2 separate regions of the Homo sapiens genome follow, and region 1 is linked to region 2. The links are chromatin loops, found by intact Hi-C in ENCODE. Cell type or tissue: PC-3. All regions are shown on one strand. Links, peaks and the distances in the headings refer to the core of each region. The heading gives the core; the rest is flanking DNA. Region 1 overlaps EYS (eyes shut homolog). Region 2 overlaps EYS (eyes shut homolog).

Region 1 (8,351 bases), core at 285-8,284, 210 kb before region 2:
TCAGCTCTACCAAATGTCAACATATATCTTTATAAAATATTTAAAAATAATATTTGTTAATATCCCCTCCAGTCTCATCAGAAAAGTTTTTAAGTATTGTATAGCTGTCATTCTGACCATGGTGGATGACTTACCCAAAATTCTGAAATATGCTTGAAAGTTCGAATTGTAACATTGGCAACAAATGCTGTTAGCTGTTTTCTTTGGAGTGGCAGACCCATTTTCTTTTTTTTTTTTTGGAGACGGAGTCTGGCTCAGTCAGCCAGGCTGGAGTGCAGCGGCGCGATCTCAGCTCACTGCAAGCTCCGCCTTCTCGGTTCACGCCATTCTCCTGCCTCAGCCTCCTGAGTAGCTGGGACTACAGACGCCCGCCACTGCACCCGGCTAATTTTCTTCTTCTTTTCTTCTTCTTTCTTCTTCTTTCTTCTTCTTTCTTCTTCTTTCTTCTTTCTTCTTTCTTCTTTCTTCTTTCTTCTTCTTCTTCTTCTTCTTCTTCTTCTTCTTCTTCTTCTTCTTCTTCTTCCTCTTCTTCCTCTTCTTCTTCTTCTTCTTCTTTCCTCTCCTTCCTCTTCTTCTTCCTTCTTCTTCTTCTTCTTCCTTCTTCTTCTTCTTCCTTTCTTCCTTTCTTCCTTTCTTCCTTCTTCTTCGTTTTAGGGTACATGTGCACAATGTGCAGGTTTGTTACATATGTATACATGTGCATGTTGGTGTGCTGCACCCATTAACTAAAAAAACGGCTAATTTTTTAAATATTTTTAGTAGAGACGGGGTTTCACCATGTTAGCCAGGATGGTCTTGATCTCCTGACCTCGTGATCCCCCCGCTTCGGCCTCCTAAAGTGCTGGGGTTACAGGCGTGAGCCACCGTGCCCGGCCAGACCCATTTTCTTTTTGAGAAAATGTCTACCCAATAACCCAAGAATGCATAACCATAGCTGAATATTAGTTATTCTTTCATGTAAAACTGTGTTCCACAAAAATTAGCAGCTAGTTGGTCTTACACATCAAAAATGACTCATGCTTCTCCTTGAGGCAATCATCTTACTCCAGCATACAGCAGAAATACATTATGCATACCCCCCTTTTCATCATACACTTTATTAAAAAGGCATGTAATTCATAACTTATATTTGAATAAAGTTAGTGTTACCACTGTTTCAAGTATAATCTTAATTTTTTAAATTAAAGTGATAATACTCTTATCTAGTACAGGTGGTGCCACTATTTGTATCATACTAAGCCATCAGTAGTTTTATCCACTATTATCTTTGACTATCAGTGCAAGTATAACCACAGTGAAAAAGTCAAATAACATTTAAATAACCCCCAGATGACACTATGAGAATTGAAGCTCTCCACTAATTTGTCTGGTGGCTCCGTTTACTTGATTATTACAGCAAGGCTCATCTGGACAGATGGTCCTTGGAAGACGACATGTGATGCAGGATTTTATTACAGGGAATGTAGTCTTACCTTACTATTTTATATTAATTATATCACTGAGGTTCTGTTATTGAGAAGCTAAAAGTCCTACTCACATGAAGGAAGTAAGGTGACTATCACCACAAATTATAAATCTCTTGCCTGATGCTCAGTGACACATTTTTTAAATTTATCAAAATATTTAAATTTTTAGAATAGCATGATCTATTTCCTCACCTCTTCTTTGCAGTCAGCTTTATGCTGATATAAGAAAATCTAGCAATAGTTCTTAACATAGCATTGACAGAGAAACTGATTCACCAGTTTGGTATTTTGGTTTTTATTTGGTGATGGGGATTGTTATTTGGTTTTATGTTTGCTTGAATCATTTTACCAAGGTTTTTTCCAACAGTAAAGTTGATACTAATTATATCTGTGTATATGACAAACTTTGGATTAACTCTTATAGCATTTTCTATCTCTATTTTATAGTCACCTACATTTGTTTCACCTGTGTTCTTAATAATTAGGTAGCGTATACCTCAGGCACAAAAATTTTATTATCACATATTTGCTTATGTCTTATGCCTAAAATATGAAAGATTGATTTCTCATTCAGGCAGAGTAGACAGGTACGATATTAAGAACAGCTAAATCAGTTATTCTACCTCTAGTTTCTTCCCTACAGAAGCACTCACATGTAATCTAATGACTCTCTGAATAGCCTTATTAGAAATAGTAGGAACATTGCAAAGCAGAGAAATGGACGTTTAAAAATGTAATAAATAAAATGGAATAGTAATACTTATAAGTCAGAGAAAAGAATAAAATACATCTCTATGCATCAATATGGATAATTTTAAAAAATACTTTGTTAAAAAAAATTAACTACAAGAAACATAGCATTTACATACACCTTTAAAGCTACCTTATATCCAAACACCATCTTACCCTTTATTACACATTCTCAAATTTTTCCATATAAGGATAATGACTCAGGACTAAATGTTATGTTACCCTGCCATCCTCTTTTAAATAATTACTATTCCTGAAGGAATGTGTTGTGATAATAGGCAGAAGTATTTTAATAGAAGGAAATGATACAGAAACCAAAGATAGAAAGCACCAGAGATCATTTTCCACTTTTATCCACCCCCACATATCATCTCAAAATATCATTAATGTCACTAAATTGGACATGATTTGCTTTTCAAAAGGGAGTAAGTTATAAAGCATATAACATGTTTTTATACATTTGTGGTAACTATCTAGAAACCCTACTTTTAAGCAAACATTCATTTTAAATGTTTGTACACATACATGTATTTGGCTACTCTTTAAATAATAGCAATAAAGTGACCAGTTTTGTGAAATCATAATTTCCCAAAATGAATCGAGCCTTTATTCCATGTGCAAATTCTGTCCTTCCCATTTCACAAGGGAATTTAAGATTAAATGCATAGTTTTTGTTATAGTCTCTGCTTACATTTTTAAAGTAAAGTGACATATTGATATCATTAACAGTCTGATTCTAAAGCTTAGAAACGATCATATAGAACTGTAAAGAAGAACAACGACACTGGAACCATACATTGAATAGTGGTTGTATTACTTATTTCCTATGTGACTTCATAGTTTCCTCATCTATAAATGGTGATGATAACAATAATACTGACCACAGAGTATTGCATGATTTGATGTATATTTTTTAAATCCTCAGAATGGGGCCAAATACATAGCATATATGTTATCATTTCTAGTTATTGTTATTGTACTTGTTGTTTGTCATTTGTTTCTCCTCAACCTAAAAGTCAACGTAGTCCCTTTTCCTGAATTTTTCCAAAAAGCAACTAACACAAAATTTGGTTGGGGAGGGGTCACAAAGAAGAGGTCAGATATTTCAGAAAACAGCACAAAAAAACAAAGATGTAAATATAAATATATATTAGCTATCCTCGATCTTAGAAATACCTTGACTACTCTTACCTCAAATCTTAAAGATCTGCTCTTGGATTCAGTCCCAACCTTATTCTAACTTCTGTGCCCTCCCTATAATCTGTTCTCAACTCATTATTCCGGAAACCCTTAACCCCTAGCTCTCTAGCAACTCAATTTATTTTCTTTTATCATATGAAGAACAATTAACTTTCATAATATTATTTTTTAAACTTTTGGACCATGCCCCAGGACTAATATTTTTGCTATCAAATGTATTTCACAATCTAAAGGCTATTCCCAAAAGTAATTTAAGGTGTTTCTCCTTGTTACAGAGATTTAATTACAACACATGGTTAATATGCTGCAACTCCAGAAAGAGTGCCTCTGCCGTGTTACACAGATGGGAACTAGAGAGCTTAACTGCTGGTTTTGTGGAAGTGGGTTTGAGTTAAGCTGTTGTATTTCTGTGGAGAGGATTTAAAAGTCAGACACACCAAGTTTCAAAGTTCAGCTGTGTTGCTTACTACTGACATAATCTTAGGAAAATTACTTAACCTCTCTGTACTTCAGTTTCCTTACCAATAAAGTGGAGACAATAATATTGGTAATAATACGACTGATATAAGGAATAAATGATATTGTGTATAAGCCATGCACTTAGCACAATGTCTGGACACAAGAATTATTTCAATTTTGTTAACTGTTATAATCAGCCATCTTCATATATATTTGACAATATTCCCAATAAATTTACAAGAATAATCTTCTAAGAAGAATAACACTTTTCGTAAGAAATCCAAATGTCCTACCTTCATTTTTTAAAGTATCTACTTTATTTTTATTCCAGTAAAAAATAAATGAGAATAATACACTAAAATAAAAGAAAATAGAGACAAAGACACTTAAGAGCAGAGTACAAATACAAAATTCATAGACTTTTGTTATATGTTGGATTTATTTCTATTCCAATTTGACTTTTTAATTTTGCATAAGTTTTTAACTGAAATATAGTTTCACTTCCCTGCACTGTAAAAGTTTCCAATGTTCTATTCCTGTCTTTTTCAAATTTTTGTGCATTGTCTGCTTTACTTGACAATTGAAAGCTATCAATATTTATGTTTTAAAATCTATTTTAATACTTGGGAAATGAAACATTCAGGAAAATGAAACTATTTTCAGTTTTGCAATAAAATGAATATAGTTGTTTTACTTATACAAATATAATCCTATATGATATAATTTGAAATGAATCATTTTCAGATGTTACTATTTGAGGTTACATATTTTATTACTATAAACAATAAAAAGATTGTTCATTTTGGAATAATAGCATTCATGATAATGTTCATGATTAATGACAGCTCTGTTAAAACTATTGCATATATTTAAAACTGTGGTGACACTGATAAGAGTCATATCCTCTAGTCCCCTCAGGCATCTATATTTTCAATATCTGCTTTTGGTATTTACAGATGGCAGTCTTTCAAATGCTTATTATGGCCTTCAGAATAAAAGTTAAGTTTTCTACTAGCTTTGCAACAGAAGAGCTTATATACCCGCTCCGTAATATAAACTACTTCCCCTAGAAGTAGTTGCCAGCCATTGATACTTTGCTCAGTCTCCTCTATCCCTCTTGCATCTACTGGAACATAGCCATATCGAGTCATTTACATATTATCTGTGGTTGCTTTCAGGTTACAACCACAGTTGAGTAGTTGTAACAGAAATGCATGACCCACAAAGCCTAAAATATTTACCATTTGGCTCTTTATGGAAAAAGTTTGTCAATATCTTGTGTAAGAACGTAGAACATAGACCTAGTTCTCACCAATGAAGTATGAAGAGAAATAAATTATTGCCACTTACGACTCGAACATATGATACATGATTCTTTGGACTTTGTCATCTATTCTTTCTCCCCTCACCTTCGTTCTGGAAGAAGAGGACTCTAAGCCCCCCACCAAGAATGGCATCAAAGGATGGAGGTTTCCTAAGATCCTCTATTCTCTCAGTCCCATTGAATATAACCACCAGCATTAGACTGCTAAGCGAGCTAAAATGAATAATTAAGTTAGGCTACTAAAATTTGGTGATATATTTGTTACATCAGTGAAGATTATACAAACTAATGTAGGCTGCTAAAATTTTAACCTACCTAAGGTGTCAGGATATTTCTGTTTAGCCTTGAACACACTTACTGATCTGGTTCCATCATATTCCTCCAGCTTCCATCTCACTACTGTTCCATTCTGACCTGTTTTTTCTTCTACTTTATAATATTTTAACTCCTGCTATGCTGTGAAGATAAATAAAGTCCCTGTCATTAAGGAACTCACAGTATATTGGGGGGAGAACACATACACAGATAATTATAATAAAAGAGGGAGTTACAAATGATAAAAATACTTCCTTGGTTGCCATAACAATGCCTGTGATTGATGGATAGATACCAATAAACAGAGCAGAAGTCATTTAGTGCTATATGGCTGCGTAGTGCAAAGTCATCTATGCTGAGCTCATCCTGTCAGAGAGAAAACCTCCTTGGCCTTTAATTCCCAAAGGCATTCAGCTATACAACAGACACTGCTTGGTACAGTAGATAGTGCCTTTAAGTCTATCAGATAATTGTTGATTATTATTATCCAGCCTTCTCACCTTTTCTACAGACATTGCCAATTTGACTGCCTACTTACCAGGTATATGTACTTGTTACACCTCAAAGAATTCTGTGCGCTAAGGCACTATATAAATCAAAATTCAAATTTCTAAGAGTACCATACTATTCAGCCCCAGCAAGAAATGACCTCAGTTTGCCTGAGGTTTATTCCTGGAGTATTCATTCATTCATTCATTCATTTATTCACAGTAAATATATATTGACCTTTTACTACTACTGATGGTCAGATTATCGTCTAGGTACTGAGATATAAAGACAAAACAGTTCCACTCTGCTCCTCGTAAAGCATATATTTGTGTAGTTATTTTCAGGGAGTGGGTTTACGAGAGGAAAAATACCCAAACCCAGCACAAAGCAGGCATAACAGAATCAGAAACTGTACCACTATACCTGGTCTTCCTCCGTTAGAATCTGAAATACCGTTCAAGTATTTGGGAGAGGTAGAGCCTTCTCATAGGATGAGAACTCCTGCCATAGAGGGAAATTGGTGAATGAATATCGTATCCATTGAGTATGCTGGGATATGGGATACAACAAAACGAAGCAAAAGCAAGGGTCACTCTTCTAGTGGATATATAAGAGATTTTATGTTGCCCAAAAGACAGTCACCTTTCTCAGCCTGGTAATGTGTGGGCATGCTTTATAAAAGAAGGAATGCCTGAACTTTGTTCTAAAGTGGGAGTTTACCAGAAGAGGAAAGAGGAAAGCACTCTAGATAAGGAGCCAGAGATTTTTTAATATTGCCATGTTTGGTGTTGTGGAAACACACAAATTAAGGTGGGAAGTCATGATTGATAAGCCTGAAAACATAAGCTCAGAACAGATAATGAAGGCGTGATGGGTTAAAGAGCTTGGAGCTGCTGAGAATCAGGGTTAAGATATGCATTTTAGATGAAGCACCCGAATCACTTTATTGTAGATGTGGAGCCAAAAATGAAGAAATGAGACTGGAATTAGGAAAACCAGATAGGAGGTTTTTTGAATAAGAAAAAAATGAGTGCCTGAAGCAAGTCAGTGTTGGCAAAAATAGAGAGGAATGATGCATCTGCTCTTTAGAAGGAAATATGGCTAGATTTAGCGACTATGTTTCTAGCAGATTGAGGAAGAAAAGGAGGCATGAATGACTCCTAGAATTTTTACTTCAGTTTCAGGGTAAAAGTGGATAACATCAGCAGATACCACCAAAAGAGGAGCAAATTTTTATGATGTTTCAGCCTGGATTCTTCCTGTGCTACTACTTACTTTATTTAAAAATGCAATCATGTGGAGCACAAGAGAGAAAAGGAAAATAAAGTAGAGAGGACAGAGAGCTATATGAGGATGTGTTATCAGGCCAGATGCTGTCTGGTAATAAGTTGGACCAATGATTCAGTCTCACTGAACTCTCTTGTTGAAGGCCGTATAAATGACTTCCTCTTGTAACAGTTGCTCAAAGCAAAGAAAGAAAAAGAATTTGCTCAGCAGCAGCGAAGACTGGAAGGAGTGGTCTGAGTCTCTAGAAAACGGTGAGGCAAAGAGGAACTTGATTCATATATATGAGTGGTACATTCCACTTTGGAAATGCAGAATTTGAACTTTTGTGGGAATAAGCATCCAGGTATATATGTCCAGCAGGCTGATTTATATTAAAGAGTCTGTCACCCAGTATATGATATGCATTAAAAATAGAAGTTTGAGAATATTAAATATAAAGGTAGCAGGAAAAAAACATTAAAATGAGTAAAAAGACACCCAAGGAAACTGTGCAGAGTGAAAAGAGCAGTGGTCAAATACAAAGACCCAACACCATCTACTTCTTTTTACAGTTGTCAATCCATGAAATGCATGAAAGAACTGGCTTTTCGAAGTGTGATTTACTGTGTTCCCAAACCCCTTTTGCAAATGAGTTTCATATATCAGTGACAGTAATGTTCTTCACAGGGGTTTCATTTACTTGTAGTGTTTTGTAATTCATCTCTCTCACTTAGGAACACATTAGTTCACTCATTCATACAATCACTCAAAAATTTGTATCAGAATTCCTGCTAAGTGTTTGGGGCTCAAGGCTGAGCTTCTCAGGCTTTGTTGTTGTCTCCATAGGGTTACTTCATATCAGCCATGGAGACTCCAAAAGTTCTCTACGAGCAAAGCCGTGATAATATGATAATCTTTCCGGTCTATTGTTAACCATGAGATGTATTTTGTCAAGATCTGGAGGACAGTGAAGATATATTGCTTCTTTTAAATAAAATGGTGTCACAACATGAACTCTAACAGAGGGTGGGATTTTGAAGAATTATACTCACTGCTGGTGGCCATACCGCCTCATTACATCT
Region 2 (8,315 bases), core at 316-8,315:
ATAGGAACAAATGAGATCACTCAGGGAGAATTTCTAAAGTAGAAAAGATTTAAGAATAGACTAGAGAGAGAATGGTAGCTATTATGGCATGTCAAGTACAATGAGAAATATTGATAGTTTTTCATACCTTTCTTGTCCTAGTTTTATTTTTCCTGCATTGAAGATCTTGTTGGTGTGCTAAACGATGTTTTATTTAGTAAGAGAAAGGAAGTGGGGTCAGAGCTTTGGGGCCTCAGATTTTTGACAGGATCAAATAGCAAATCATGATGATCAACTGTTAACAGAGAAATCAGGGATGAAAAAGTAATGCTAGATTGGAAGTGACAGTGAAGGATGAGAAAGGGTGTTCTAAAACATTGTTTCCTTGTGCATTGCTTTGGTCAGATGTAGAGCAGTTCTTTTCATGCTTTAAATGAAGGAATGAAGTAGGTACAATCAAAAGGAGAAATGTTAGTTCTGCTGATTTTTAGAAGTTCTCTTCTGTGGGGGAAAAATAGATGTAGCAAAAATAACAGCTGTACTAACAGCAACAAGAGAGTAGTAAATTTTTATCAGCACTTAACAAATTTATCAGTGTTTATGGATTAATAGAAATGTGAATGTCTAATGTGAAGAAATTATTCAAGTAAGTGTAATAATTTAGTCTATGAAACTCAAGTCATCTAAATCTAAATTTTTTAAATTCTAAAATAAGCAAAAATGTATAATGTGGTAAAAAAGTTTAGTATAATTTATATATACTATATTATAGGATATACAGTATTATATTTAGTGTTTGTACTATATGTAAATATTTAAGATATTGATAATCATAATTATAATCATTTTAATTGTAATCACTGAAAATTATAAATTGATTCTTATTTATATATAGTATTTAAAATTTCATGTATCTTGAGATTTAATTTTATAATATTATAATAAATGTAGGTAATTATAGTTTCTAAACCTTTGAATATTATTGGTTAGACTTATTTTTTTAATGAATGCTTCTTCAGGAAAGGAGATACATGGACTTATAAACTGGTGATATTCATTTAAATCACAGATTTTAATAAAATTAGACTCATAAGTGGAAAATGTAATATTTTTAAATTAAAATAATAATTGCATCATTTCAGTCACCTTCTTTTTTATAAACTTCGTCACAGAGTTTGTACGATGTCCTTTCTGGGGAAGGTGAAAAACTACTCAACAAAAACATCAGTAGTATTAATTTTTAATTTCTATTGAGTAAATCAAATCTATTTCCATTATAAAGAAATAGCAAACAATATTCTGTTTCTTCTGGTACCAAGAAATACAATCAACTTGTATATGAATAATTTGTGACCCATTGTATTTGTAGCTTTATGTGTATTAGTGTGTCAGACTCTGAGGTTAGCTAATAGAAGGCCTTTATAGAAGGCTAAGGGGATTTGTGCTGTAGACAAAGGGGCATCATTTCTATTCAGAATCACTAACTTTTATTCTGCTAAGTTGCGTTGTGTTCAGGGTAAAGATACTCATCTCTTTTGTGTTTTCTTTATAATATTCTGTTGTACTCTCTTGGATAAAATTTCAATGAGTTGTTATTGATAGTGGCCCTGATTCATACTACAGAACTATGCTTGGTTAAAAAAAATAATAAAAATGATAATCCATACTTTTAGCATAAGTTATTTCAAACTCAATACTGTGCTTTCATAGCTTCCTTTGCCAATTTGAGATTTTTTTTAATATAATTTAGGAACTTAAAAGATTCTCCATCTTGATTTATTAGATGTTCCCATGACTCAAAATTAACTTTATTTTGTGAATCATATCAAAGTTAATATAATTAGTTTGATAAGTCTATATGATCTTTTAAGACATTCAAACATTGCAGAGTATATTTTAGATGTCATTTTGTAGTCAGTACCCAGTAATTCAATACTATAAGTAATATAGTATACTATATGTAAGATGTTTAATACATGTTTCGTATAAAGACCTTGTTGCTTTTTTCATTTATAATTGGAAGAGAAATAAATTTGGAGTGTGTTCAAATAGCATCGCCTGAAGAGGCTTTTGGAAGCAGCGGGAAAACACTCTGCCTAACCCCAATTAGTCTTGTTTTCCATATTCAGGGCAGTTCTGTTTTTCAACATATCCACTAAACACGGTGATAATGAAAATTAATATGGTTAGAAAGCAATTCAATAGCAAATGTTTATTGCTTATAATTGTTGTTTCCTGTCATAATTTTCATAAAACCTGTCAGCACTGAAAACAGGTTCAAAGAGTGTGTGAGCCAGAAAGTAGGCAGGTGCACCTGAATTATATAATAGATGTGCTCCTGCAAAGCAACACGGAAGTCATTTTTTAGCAAATTGAATTATATTTTTATTGTACTTTGTGAGTTCATTGCTTCTCAGAATAAGTAAAACCTAATTATAAAACCAAATAATTTAATTCATATATAAACCCATATATAAAGACTATCCTTTCTCAAACATTTTCTGGTGGACTTATCAATAGTGTGAAAAGCCCTAACAACAAGAAAAATGCTGGAATCTCATCATTACCTTTTCTCATCCCATTTTATTTATAAAATATTTTTCTGATTTTTGTTTTCAAACTACCATGTATGATCATTTTAGTTGTATTTGTATTTATCAAAGAATATAGCATTTGCCTAACATGTGCAAAGTTGGACATGCCATAGGGGGATCAAAGGTGAATCAAACACAGATCTTTTCTTCAGAGAATGTATACTGTAGGAGGATAGATGAGATAGGCTTATGGACTTTCCTTTTTATCTAGTCTTCCATCTCACATTAGTTTCAATGCTCCTGGTGACAACAAATGTCAAGAAAAATGGTCAAGAGAACATGATGGCACATTTGTCCAGGACCTCCCAAAAACATGTGCAACTCCTAACTTGGGGTTTCCTTCTATGAAGCTAAAATCTAAGCTCCATTAGGGTAATCTTTATATATTTGCTCAACACTGTATTCCCTGATGAGTATTTGGGATGTAGTAGTCACTTGATAGATGTTTGTTGAATGCGTTGAATTCATTAGTGACTCCCAGTAAGATAGGCAAAAATAACACGAAGAAACTGTCTAAAACCATATCTATGGTAGAATCAACAGATATGCAACATCCAAATAGTTTCCAAGTTATATGCTAAGGATCCTATTTATTTACAAGCCAAGTCCATCTCTTTGTAAACTTAACCATTTTCCTCTACTAATGGTATCCAAATTCATATCCAAACTTCTCCTAGTGTCTAGCTAGTTACATTGCATCTTAACTTGATTGGTATATGGCTTTTCTTCTATCATTAAAAGTTGATGCATGTGCAGTTCAGCATCTGCAAACCTTCTGCTCCATAAGTGACATTCCAACTATGTTATAATCGTTTCTGGTCACAGGAAAGGAAACTCACCTCCTTAACTCATATTTTCCCCAGTGCCTTCTTAGAATTCATATGCTTAGGACATTCTATTTCTACTAATTAAAGTCACTTCACTGCCTTCATCCAAATTATTAGGTTTACTATATTATCAATTCTATATTTATGCCAACAATTGTAACGTAGGATAAAAAACAATACATAGACTAAAAAAGTTGCGGATACAATGCTTTGAGGAGTTCAAATTTGGGAGAATATTCAAGTAGGCCTTGAATTAAGGGAGAAATTTTATACCTAGGATTTGAGGAAGAACGTTCTACAAAGATAGAACAGTATGAACACAAGTAGAGAAACAAAAGAAAGTTGGTTCAACCTTAGCAGGAGATATGTATGTGTAGAAGCACTAAAAAGGAAGACCATGGAGGGCCTGGCTTACTTGATAATTATACTGTAGCCACTGAAGTTTTTGACCAAAGGTCTCAGGTAATTATGATTGAATAAAATTGACATGGCAGCAATGACAACTAATAGACACTGTAGGAAGGAAAGCAAGTTAGAAAGAAGCCACTGCAACAGTTCAGTTGAAACAATGAGAACTTAAAGGGTTGTGGTAGCAGAAGGAAAGACAAAAGCTTTGATTTAAGCAAGTGTCAGGATCTAGCAACTAGTTTGGGAAGAGACGAGTAGATAATGATGCTGAGTTTCTAAGCTTGGAACACTAAGTACTATGAGTTAGAAACTGAAGGAGCAGCAGATGTAGAAAAGTCAGAAATGATTAGAGGACTCAAGACAGAGGACAGAGCCTTGGAAACTATGTGTGTTATAAAGTGGTTGAAGAAACAGTCTGCAAAAGGTAGGTAAGAAGACAGCCAAAGTACAGAACAGTGTCATGAAAGACAAGGAAAGAGAAAGTTTTAATAAAAATGACGGCTTAGTATTATGGAGATTTCTAGGCATCAGTGCTCATAAGCACCGATGAAGAACTTGCTAACAAGGCCTTAATAACCTTTGAAAAAACAGATTCAATAAAATGCAGAACCAGGTAGGTAAATTTCTAAGAGTAAAAGATTGTGTGTAGAAGGCCAACAAACGGTAACTTTTGTGATACCATATAACTTAAGTAAAGCAGTTTAATAATAGTTAAGTTGTATTGTTTATACCTGATTCTAACAACTAACCTTCACAAGTTATAGGCATAAACAGGATATTAAAAATAAACTTTCTTTTGCACAACAGGATATAACACTGTAAACAAATGAGGTGCCATACCTAAAAGCAAGATTTAACTAGAAAGTATTCTTGATTTAAAAAGGGTATGTATTTGGACCAGAAGATTTTAAGAGATAATTTTGAGAAAATGTTTTTGAAGAAGGCTATCTTGTGGACTTCACTCCCCACCCTCTTCCACCCACCGTACCTGACAATGTGTTTGGAGATAGCTACAGCTGGATCACTTAGAAAGTAGCACCATGGACTGTTGACCTATAGTCATACATTCATAGCTGAGCTAAAGCAGCACTGTGTGTGTGTGTGTGTGTGTGTGTGCGCGCGCACGTGCGCACGCGCGCGCGTCTGGAAGGAGAAGGAGGGGGAGAGAGAAAGAGACAGAGGGCTGGGCAGGGTGACTCACGCCTATAATCCCAGCACTTTGGGAGGCCTAGGCAGGTGGATCACTTGGGGTCAGGAGCCCAACCAGCCTGGCCAACATAGCGAAAACCCATCACTACTAAAAATGCAAAAATTAGCCAGACATGGTGGCATGCACCTGTAATCCCAGCTACTCGGGAGGCGGGGGTTACAGTGAGCAGAGACTGCACCACAGTTGCAGCCTGTGCAAAAGAACAAGACTCTGTCTCAAAAAAAACAACAGAAGAAAAACAGAGACAGAGTTTGGTTGGAAATTAACTATACCCCACATACAGTAGGGCAGGAGATGACCAGGAATTTAAGAGTCTTTACCACGGACTAGATATGTACCCCTCAGGAAAAGCAACTGGCCTGAAGTCATTTTATGTTCTTCCCAAATGCTGCTTGTTAAGTGACTAAGATGGCCTTAACACTCTTCTTAGCTTAACTAAACTTTAGAAAGGTTTCTTCCTGACTAGGTCCTTGGAGCATTTACTTTAGAAAACTTTCCGTATTACATTATTTCTCTGTTGCCTTTGAAACATAAATCTTTTAAAGATCTTGTCAGTTTTACCAGCCAGGAATCTTTCTTAAGGTTCTTGGAACCACTGCTCCCCCAAAATGTAATCATAAAAGAAGACAGCAGCCCATCTGTCCACCTCTAGGGGAGGGTATAAGACTAACTTCAATGGGTGCCTTGATTCCTAGTTGTAAAACTATGTCCTAATACAAAGATAAGAGAAAGTTTACTTATCCTTTGAATAAAGCCAATTAGCAAACACAGACAGCCTGTGTTCTCTCTCACTCCAGCTCTTAAAAACTCTCCCACCCTTTACTTTATTACAAAGCAGTTGAGCTCAGACTGAGTTCTGACCTCTCCCTTATTGCAATAGCCTTGGGAAAAGTCATCCTTGCCTACTTAACTTAATCTGTGCAATGTTTGCACTGACACAGGCAAATCACTGTCAACAACAAGAGTTTGAAAAATCAGAGCAAGACCAAGATAGAAGTGACAAGAAAGAAGGCAGGGTATGGCTGCAAATCCTAGGCGTGGCAGTTGACAAAGGTTTCCAAAGATTGAATAAATGCTCATGAGTCATAGTGTTGCCAGATCTAGCAACTAAAATTACAGGATTCTTAAATTTAAATTTCAAATAAACAGCACTATTTTTAGTATATTTCATGTGATGTTTGAGACATACTTATACTAAAAACTTATTTAGGCTGGGCACAGTGGCTCACGCCTGTAATCCCAGCACTTTGGGAGACTGAGGCAGGTGGATCACCTGAGGTCAGGAGTTAGAGAGCAGCCTGGCCAACATAGTGAAACCCCGTCTCTACTAAAAATACAAAAGTTAGCCAGGCATGGTGGCACATGACTGTAATCCCAGCTACTCAGGAGGCTGAGGCAGGAGAATCGCTTGAAGCCGGGAGGTGGAGGTTGCAGTGAGCCAAGATTGCACCATTGCACTCCAGCCTGGGCAACGAAGCAAGACTGTCTCAAAAAACAAACAAATAACAACAAAAAACTTATTTGTTATTTATCTGAAATTTGAATTTAACTGAGCATCCTGTATTTTATCTGGCATCCCTACCATGAAAGAAACAACCAGTTTTAAACATGTTCCCTTCCTAAAGAGCAAGATGCCTGGTTACAACAGTACAATTGCCATTTCTAACAGCTCTTCTTTACTGTGTAGTCTTTCCTTTCCACCCCACCTTACTTTCTCCCCATTCAAAGCTGGAAGGGTCAGAAACAGCAGCTAACCTTAGGAGAGGTGATAAAAAGAAGAACAGAAACCAGGTTACTTCTGCCCCTCAAGGAAGACAGCAGGTGTCAGGCCACCCTACAGAGATAGGCTGGTGAAGGAGGATAGGAGAAATCATATCTCTGATGGAAGATTTAACTGTTACTAAATTTCTTAGACTGGATATTAGTTTCTCACTCACTGTATGACTTAGAGAGATGGTAAAAATAATCGGAAATACTAAATTTCCGTCCAGTGGCAGAGAAAATTCCCCCCATTGTGAGAAAGACAAAAAAGAAAGTTGGCTGGGCATGGTGGCTCACATCTGTAATTCCAGCACTTTGGGAGGCCAAGGTGGGCAGATTGCTTGAGCTCAGGAGTTTGAGACAATCCTGGGCAACATGGTGAAACCCTGTCTCTACTAAAAATACAAAAGTTAGCCAGGCGTGTTGGCACACACCTGTAGTCCCAATTACTTCAGAGGCTGAGGCAGATGGATGACCTGAGCCTGAGAGTTTGAGGCTGAAGTGAGCCGAGATTGCTCCATTGCACTTCAGTTGTGCTGATAAAATGAGACACTATCTCAAAAAAAAAAAAAAGAAGTTGCATTTTCTTTTTTTTATTACCAAATGTTAAAGAAGTTGCATTTTCAACATACCATGTGTTACACTTGTTCTATGTACCAATTATATTTTAATAGATATGAATATAGATCTATAACAATGAAATGTTTTAAATTTTATGTGCACCAAGATTTTGTGAGATTATTTAAAATACAAATAATTCTATAAGTCTAAAACTAATAACCTTGCATATTATAGTAATACTACTTATAAAATAACTAAGTATTATTGAAAAGCACTAAATATTAATGAACATTAATAAAATTCCTCTGTGTGACAGTTCTCTAACCTTTGTGTGTCACAGAATTTTTTTCACTTTATTGACATATAATTACATCAAATAAAATTTATCAATTTTAAGTGTATATCTTGATGTTTGTAACCCAAAGGATAAATGCTTAAGGTGATGGATACTCCATTGACCCTGATGTGATTATGATACATTGTATTCCTGTATCAAAATATCTCATGAAACCCATAAATATATATACCTACAATGTAAACACAAAAATTAAAAATTAACAAACAATACAACCTTCACATCACAAAATATCGCAAAAGAATCTGGTGAAACACTGATTTCACAATGCAAGTACACAAATTTTTTTCAGACAATTTTAGAGTGTTTGTTATGTCTTAAAACCCATCCATAAACATCAAATTATAACTCTTATTCAGTCTTTTCCTCTGTACTGGTAGTGAATTATTTGAGGCAATAAATATAAATTTATTACACTTTATATCTAAAGTTCTTAAAATTGGACCTAACATTTTAAATACTAGTGTTACCTTTTCAAATGAATGCTAACTATAAATGCTAAGTTTTTATCTACTTGAGTAGCAATATAATGCTATCAGAACATATTAATACCATTTTCTTTTTTAGATGCAGGTTTATTCTTTCCATCTTTCAATGGGAATTCCTATTTAGAACTGCCC

Evidence for each region. Peaks named below come from ENCODE experiments on the same cell type or tissue, not always from the same donor. Only the 100,000 strongest peaks of a DNase experiment are listed, where the experiment ranks them.
Region 1: a loop joins it to region 2, with 2.0 times the contacts of the local background. A loop is called at or near these places in 2 of 110 quality-filtered maps.

Annotation. Positions count from the first base shown.
Region 1 is chr6:64,287,617-64,295,967 of GRCh38, reverse strand. The region is part of intron 30 of EYS (eyes shut homolog); the gene reads left to right. Among named protein-coding and RNA genes, the nearest start is that of SCAT8, 480 kb to the right of the region's middle. In PC-3, for the core only: no CTCF peak of the experiment used is centred there; DNase peaks (open chromatin) are centred at 1,747 and 4,937; H3K4me3 peaks cover 2,121 bases; H3K27ac peaks cover 5,400 bases.
Region 2 is chr6:64,081,950-64,090,264 of GRCh38, reverse strand. It overlaps EYS (eyes shut homolog), which reads left to right. Exons shown (of 43, transcript NM_001142800.2): 32 at 8,263-8,315. Among named protein-coding and RNA genes, the nearest start is that of SCAT8, 280 kb to the right of the region's middle. In PC-3, for the core only: no CTCF peak of the experiment used is centred there; no DNase peak of the experiment used is centred there; H3K27ac peaks cover 1,361 bases.